3 separate regions of the Homo sapiens genome follow, and regions 1 and 2 are each linked to region 3. Evidence: chromatin loops called from intact Hi-C (ENCODE). Cell type or tissue: PC-3. All regions are shown on one strand.

Region 1 (2,500 bases), 270 kb before region 3:
TTAGCTCCTTTGTTGAAGAAAAAAAAGCAAATTTTCAGCGACCTGTGAATGTTTGTTTCATAGACAAAGTGAAGAGACATTAGAGAAGAAAAATCTCTTCTTGCCTTTTTGGTTTGTATAAACTTTATAAAATGAGCATATATTACAACTACAATTAGAAAACAAAACAATACATTTTTCAAGTTTTAAAGAATCATTTCCATGTTTCTGGAAATTTCAGTTTCCCATCAAATCCCAGAAAAAGAGTGATAATAAGAGGTGTAATCACTCAAACTTTCAATTATGCATGAGCTAGTCACACACTTAATAAACTTTAGATTATATGTCATTTCCTATTCCTTACTACTAATTTGAACCTTCCTCTAATTTTCTTGATTTTTCCCTTAGAGTCATATTGATAAATACTAGAGTTTTTTTAAAAAATAGTCATTCCTTTAGTACATCTTTTCAATAAATAAGATGAAGACTATTACATTCAAAGTCCCTTTTTATATACATGAAGTGATTGAAAGGTGGACTACAAAATAAACCAATGATCTGTCTGAACGGTAACAAATAAAATTTCATCTAAGTGTACCTCGTGGTAGAGTACATATTTGTCTTCCTTTCTGAAAGCCTGATACAGAAAATTTTATTTCAATTTTTGTAAATTCTCAGCTGAGTTTCTTTTTTAAAAAATTTAGATTTAGAAGTTTGCAGCATTGATTACAGCTTGAAACTGATGAAGATATTTGGGACACTGTATTTGGTCTCCATTGGGTCAATGCTTTTTCATTTATTCTTCCTGTTAAGAAATATAAGTAATCAGGAAGATGTGAAAAGAGAAATAATTGAAAAAGACTGGAGTACATATACTATCTACAGTGTCTGTTTTAAAGAAACAACATTCTAGCACACCTTTCTACCCTTGACTAAGATTACTGTAATGAGAGCACCAGTACCCCTGAGTAACCGAAAGGGCATTTTGGAAACTGAGCTTTTGGTGTTTATATGAACATTCTGTCTTCCAGGACCTGCCTTGATTTATTCAAGACTCATACTGCTGTATATGGTGTTGTATACATTAGGGGTAGTTGGGTAGCAGTAACTGATATAGAAAATTTTAAATGTAAAAAACACTGGGGAGTGAACCTTTCCATTATATATATATATATATATATATATATATATATATATATAAATATATAAATATATATATAAATTCACATCAGGATGAGTTTCTGTTTAGGCAATGTTGGAAAACGCTATTTCCATTTTTTTTTTAAACAAATATTTAACAAACATTTATAAGGCACTTAAATCCATGCTGGCTCTTACAAATGTTGACTCATTTCTCATAACCACCTTGGGGTAGAAACGGAGAGGCTAAACAATCTGCAGGCGATGCTTCACTACTAAATGCAGGTGGCAGCCTTGCCTGTGTTCTCTGCTTGGCTAGGAACACAGGTCTTACCTATTGAGCTGGGCTGTGTAGAACTCTGTTGTGGAGACATCTGCCCCTGGGGCAGAAGCCTCTGCTTTTTCCCCCTCCTCCCATCTTACTCCATGTCTCAGAGAGCTCTGAATCCCACTTGGAGAATCACACTTAAACCCTCTAAAAACCTAATGATGAATAAAAATAAGTTCTCTAGAACTTCTGGAGAAAAAAGTAATAAAGCTACCAGGTTAAATGACTGAAATTCCTGAGAGAAAACAACATGTGTGTGTTTCTCTAGAAAGGGGGCCCAATACTGAATACCAGGAAGTCCTATAGTAAATGGAATGTGACTCTATGTGGGATCCGGCGTTCCTATTTCATCCGAATGCATGTCTGCTGCTTCAGTGGGAAGGGTGCTTGCACACCAGGTACCCACTCCCTGGTGTCATGTGCTATGCAGTCCAAAGACAGAACCAGGAATGGTGAGCCCATGAGCCTGCTGGACCCAGCCCCTCCGAGGTCCGGAGTGACAACCAGTGCCGTATTTCTAGATCAAACCTGAACCCCTCCTACAGGGAAAAGATTTCCAGGGGATTTTGAAAGTTCCAACATTTTACAGGGAAGAAGGAAGATAAGCAGGATATGAAAGAAGAGTTCATGTTATACAGCCCTGGCTTCCACTGACGCTAACACTGGATTCAGCTTTTGACACTGATAATCTGTTGCCACCAAATGGAAAACGTAAACAAGATATTCTAAGTGTGGTTAGAGAATATGCAACACAAGGAACAAGCAGAACATTCTTCTCTGGAATCTGACATAATGGACTGTACTTTCACAGACAGCACTGATGTTAGATGTACGTGAAATAGGCTAAACTGAAAATAAGAAAGGCTGAGGCAGAGAGGATAATATAGCTCCAGCCTATCTCCCAGCACCTTGTTAATTTCTCTCAATCTCCAGCCACAAATCCGAGACACAACGCTCTTCCTCCAAAGAGGTCGCGCCTTCTCTGTGGTGGTTCTCAGGGATCCGCCCCAGCTCCTTCTCCGTTCCCAGCCCCACACACTGGGATCACCAGGC
Region 2 (2,500 bases), 210 kb before region 3:
CAGGCTGTCTATCACTTCTGACTACCCTTTCCTTCACAAAAACAAACAGATTTGGAAGATACCATTTAGAGCTGGTATATGAAGCCCAATTCAGAATCAGTTGAGAATATAAGCAGGGATATGTTTAGCTCTTTCCATTGACAAGTAATTATTTTCATTATTCCATTGTATTCTGAATGAAAGCATTGACAATGGCCAAAAGTAGCATTAAGTTTCTTCCATGTGCCAGGAACAGTATTCAGAACCGTACCTGCTATCTCACTTAATTCTCAAAAAACCACAAGAATAAAATATTATTATCTTGAAGTGACTTGTCCAAGCTATACCACAATTAAGTTAAACTAAAATATCAATCTTCTGTACTAATTGTTTTACTATTTATTCAAATATTGTCTATCAGTTGCAGTCAATAGCCAGGCATTTTTTCTAGCATTGTGTTACCCAGCCTTGAAAGAATTTCTCACTGTCTGAAAAGAAATTTTTGTGGTGCCATCTTAAGACTTCAAGGATTCTGAGATAAGAGGAAGGAAGAAGAAATGAATTAATTAGTCATGATTTTGTATAAGACTTTTAATCAGAGGCTTTCCTGACAGGATCTTACATGATTTATAATCTACAGTTTTTCTTTGTATGGCAAGTAGAACAGAAAAAAGAAGACAGTTCTGAAACTGTTTTACAAGTACTCAGGCAAGGTCAAAAACTAAATAATTGTTAATAGAAAAGAGGGAAAAGGTAAAGATCACAGATTTTTCTCAGCCAAGCCTGCATATTACTAGCCTGTGTGCTCATCGAAATACTGAATGTCAAAAGGATTATTTATTACTTTTGTTGAGACTAATCTTGAAGAAAAATGCCTTGATGCATTTATCAGCTTCCTTCCTCATTTCAAATGTAATAAGATTGCTTTTCTCTCTTCTTTTAGCCAAGTGGACAATTGATTATTAAGTGGGCTATGTATACACTGGATTATTATTACCTTAGATTTTTGCTGTATTACCTTCTTTTTGCTGTTTGATTCATTTTCCACAAATGCAGAGCCATGAAGAATATGGATTTGGGGCCACCTTGTGACAGACTTAGAAAAGTCCTATTTATCAAATCCTAGAATTAGAATTTTGGCTTCCATTCCTAGATCATATTACTTTTCAATAAACATATTTTTGCAAAATGGCATCATATTGTAATAGCTGATTTTTACCATTGAGAAGTATTATATATACTATGTAGTAAAATAAACCCTGATAATTATATTGAATATTTAACGAGTTCTTATATTTTTTCATTGACATTTCAACTTAGTGAATTATATTGATTGACTTTCCTATATTGAGTCAATCTTGTATCCCTTGATGTATTTTTTAAACTTCTAATTTTCAGTTTTCTAATCCTTTATTTTTAAAGAACTTTTACATTTATAGTCATATTGTGATTCACCTGAAAAATTCCTTTCAGAAATAGCTCTTGTCAGGTTTTATTATCAGGAATATGTCAGCCTTATGTAGTAAGTCAGAAAGGGATCTAAATTTTGACACTGTGAAATAATTTCTGTAAGTTTGAATTTTTTTTCCTGAATATTTGGTAGACTTCCCTATTAAAAATGGCTGGTTTTGTGCATTTCTTGGGTAGGAAATATTGTAAGTATTAATTCAACTTTATTAAAGGTTACAGGTTTATTTAAATATAATATTTCCTCTTTAATTTACTGTTATATGTTTCTACAAATTTGTCCATTTTACCTATTTTCACATTAATCGCCACCAAATGATAACATCTTCTTGTTAACTTTGTAATGTCTGCAGTCTTGACCAATCACACCAAAATCTATTCAACAACCAACTCTTGGTTTTGGTGATCCTTTCTATTGAATGTGTGTTTCCAATTTCATAAATTTCTACTCTTATATCTAGTTCCTTCTCTTTGTCTTTTTATTTAATTTAGATATTTTAAGTTCATTTTCTAGCATAGCATTTTAAAGCTGTAAATGTCCCTACATTACCTAGGTCTCATGTGTTCAACATACGGCAAAATTATCAGTTGATTCTATATATTTTCTAATAAGTTTTTATGTATTTTCTGATTTTCTGATTTTTGAGTTATTTAGAAGTGATTTTATTAATTTCCAAATATATGTTGCTTTCAGTATTGTTGAGTTTTTTTCTAAAGTACAGTTTTGTGGTTGATACCTAACTTATTCACACAATAATCACAGATCATTGTGTGTATCACAACAAACATCGAAAAGTATTTTTGAGTCTTGCCTTCTATCTAAATATGTGGTCAGCTTTCATAAATGGTCCATGTCTTCTTGAAAATACTATGTTCTCTGAAACTATCACCATAATCTTTGCCATGAACCTATCCATTACTTCCAAAAATTTCCTCCTTAACTGTTTGTTATTTTTCTTTTTGTATATCAGTTACACCTCAATAAAGTGGGCTTTTTTAAGAAAAGAATATACTCTGTAGCTATTGAAAATTGAGTATGTGGAGATATATATTA
Region 3 (2,500 bases):
AAAGTTCAATTATTATATGCCTTGGTTAGTGTTACTTGGGTTGAATCTGTTTGGTGTTCCCTGACCTTTCTATATCTAGATATTTCTGTCTTTCATGAGTTTTGGAAAGTGCTCTGTTATTATTTCTTAGGATAAGCTTTTCTCCCCTTGCTCTTGCTCAGCTCCCCCTTAAACACCAATAATTTTTAGATTTGGTCTTTTGAGGTAATTTTCTATATTTTAAAGGTGGCCTTCATTTCTTTTTATTGTTTTTTTCTTTTCTTTCTTTGGACTGTATTTTCTTAATAGCCAGTCTTTGAGCTCACTGATTCTTTTCTCTAACCCATTCTGTTATTGAGATCCTCTAAAGAGTGTTTCAATTCAGCAAATGTGGTTCTCCGTTCCAAGATTTCTGTTTCATTTTTAAATTATTATTTCAATTTTCTTGTTAAATTTCTCTGATAAGTATCTGAATTGTTTTTCTATGTTATCTTGTAGGTCACTGAGTTTCCTTAAAATTGCTATTTTGAATTCTTAGTTATAAAGTTCACATATCGGTTTTCTAATCCCAAAATGGCAGCATAGAAGCAAGCTTGCTTCTCTCCCCTCCACCAGAAACCAAAAAGAAATACACAGCAGCAAGATCTTCACCAGCAGCAACCCAGAGATCCTGTATGAGGATGAGACAGTTCCTGTAGGTACAGAGAAGTGGAAACATTCTGAGCAGATGGTAGGAGAACCAGATTCTACATCCATGAGGCCTCTTCCCTGCATTACACCAGGCATCAGCAGTATGAAAAATCTGCCCTCAACTCATGGTTTCTGCACTGAAAAACGTGAAATTGAGATTGTCAACCAGCTTTCCCATCTTCTTCGGTTTCCTGCCAGGAGACCTGCCTTTGCCTTAAACCACAGGTAGCACTGTGACTGCCTGGAGGGAGAAATGTCTGTGAAGGCTGGCAAAGACAAATAGGGAAGCCAGGACTACCATCCTCAGCCGTAAAAACTCCTTGTAACTTGACCAAAGGAGATGCCAAATCAGTAGAAATCATGTAGCAAGTATGTTCCACAAGTCCCCTGGGAACACACCCGTGGCCGGCCTTCCCACAGTGCTAGGGTAATCCCTTTGGTCCTCCTCCTTATGGGACAGGCAGTGCCATGGCCATTTGCAAAAGTCAAGGTAAACATAGGCTTATGGCGCCATCTAGAGCCGAAAACAAGGCAGCAAGCTGGCAGTTAAGATTCATAAGCAACTGTATTCAATAAAAACCAAACCAAACTAGACAGATAAAGCTGGACTAAATAATTATTAATACAAATACATAGATGTATACCCACAAGAAACAACAGCAAACATGGAACCATAACCTTCTAGACAAAGCAAAGTTCCAGCGACTGACCCTCCTGAGATGGCGATTTGTGAACTCTCTGACCAAGAATTCAAAACAGCTGTTTTAAGGAAACTTTGTTATCTCTAAGATAACACAGAAAAGCAACTCAGATATTTATCAGAGAAATTTAACAAGGAAATTGAAATAATGATAAGCAGAAATCTTGTAACTAAGAACTACATTTGCTGAACTAAGAAACTCTTCAGGGGATCTCAACCACAGAATAGGTCAAGCAGAGAAGAGAATCAATGAGCTCAAAGACTGGCTGTTAAAAAATAAACAGAGGAGAGAAAAGAAAAAAAGAATGAAAATGAGAGAAGGCCACTTACAAGATATAGAAAATTACCTCAAAGACAAAATCTAAAAATTATTGATGTTCAAGAGAGAGCAGAGCAGGAGCAAGGGTAGAAAGCTTATTCAAAGAAATAATAAGAGAATACTTTCCAAAACATGAGAAAGATATAAATATTCAGGTACAGGAAGGCCTTAGAGCATCACATTAGTCAAATAAGACTAATGAAGGTATTTACTAATCAAACTGTCAAAGATCAAGCATAAAGATAAAACTGTAATGGCAGCAAGAGAAAAGAAGCAAGCAGCATATAAAGGAGCTCCAAATCATCTTTAGCCAGAATAAGAAAAAAAGAGAGAAGACCCAAATAAATAAAAGTAGGAACAAAAATGGACACATGACAACTGAGACCTCAGAAATACTAAGAATCATTAGAAACAATTAGGAACCATTACATGCCAACAAATTGGAAAATATAGAAGAAATGGATAAATTCCTGGACACATGCAACCTACCAATATTGAACCATCAACAAATAGAAAACCTCAATAAGCCAATAATGAGTTATGAAATCAAAGCCATAATAAAAAGTCTCCCATCAAAGAAAAGCTCACGGCCTGATAACTTCACTGCTAAGTTCTACCAAACATTTAAAGAACTAATACCAATTCTATTCAAATACTTCAAAACGATTAAAGAGGAGAGAGGGAATACTTTCAAACTCATTCTACAAGGCCAGTGTTACTGTGATACCAAAACCAGACAAGGACACATTTTTTTTTTAAAGAAGCTAGAGGCCAATATCACCAGTGAACACAGATGTAAAAATCTTCAGCAA

What was found. Peaks named below come from ENCODE experiments on the same cell type or tissue, not always from the same donor. Only the 100,000 strongest peaks of a DNase experiment are listed, where the experiment ranks them.
Region 1: it touches region 3 in a loop (5-fold over the local background); 15 of 110 quality-filtered maps call a loop at or near these places.
Region 2: a loop joins it to region 3, with 10 times the contacts of the local background. A loop is called at or near these places in 20 of 110 quality-filtered maps.

Annotation. Positions count from the first base shown.
Region 1 is chr4:73,866,578-73,869,077 of GRCh38, forward strand. No RefSeq gene overlaps it. Among named protein-coding and RNA genes, the nearest start is that of CXCL1, 1.6 kb to the right of the region's middle. In PC-3, a CTCF peak has its summit at 1,406; a DNase peak (open chromatin) is centred at 1,384; H3K4me3 peaks cover 455 bases; H3K27ac peaks cover 2,298 bases.
Region 2 is chr4:73,922,473-73,924,972 of GRCh38, forward strand. No RefSeq gene overlaps it. Among named protein-coding and RNA genes, the nearest start is that of CXCL1, 54 kb to the left of the region's middle. In PC-3, a CTCF peak has its summit at 1,060 (motif pointing left); a DNase peak (open chromatin) is centred at 1,039; H3K27ac peaks cover 1,053 bases.
Region 3 is chr4:74,133,261-74,135,760 of GRCh38, forward strand. All of the region lies in intron 1 of LOC105377277 (a long non-coding RNA gene), which reads right to left. It also overlaps a transcript of MTHFD2L not described here. Among named protein-coding and RNA genes, the nearest start is that of MTHFD2L, 24 kb to the right of the region's middle. In PC-3, CTCF peaks have their summits at 1,183 (motif pointing left) and 1,390; a DNase peak (open chromatin) is centred at 1,151; H3K27ac peaks cover 920 bases.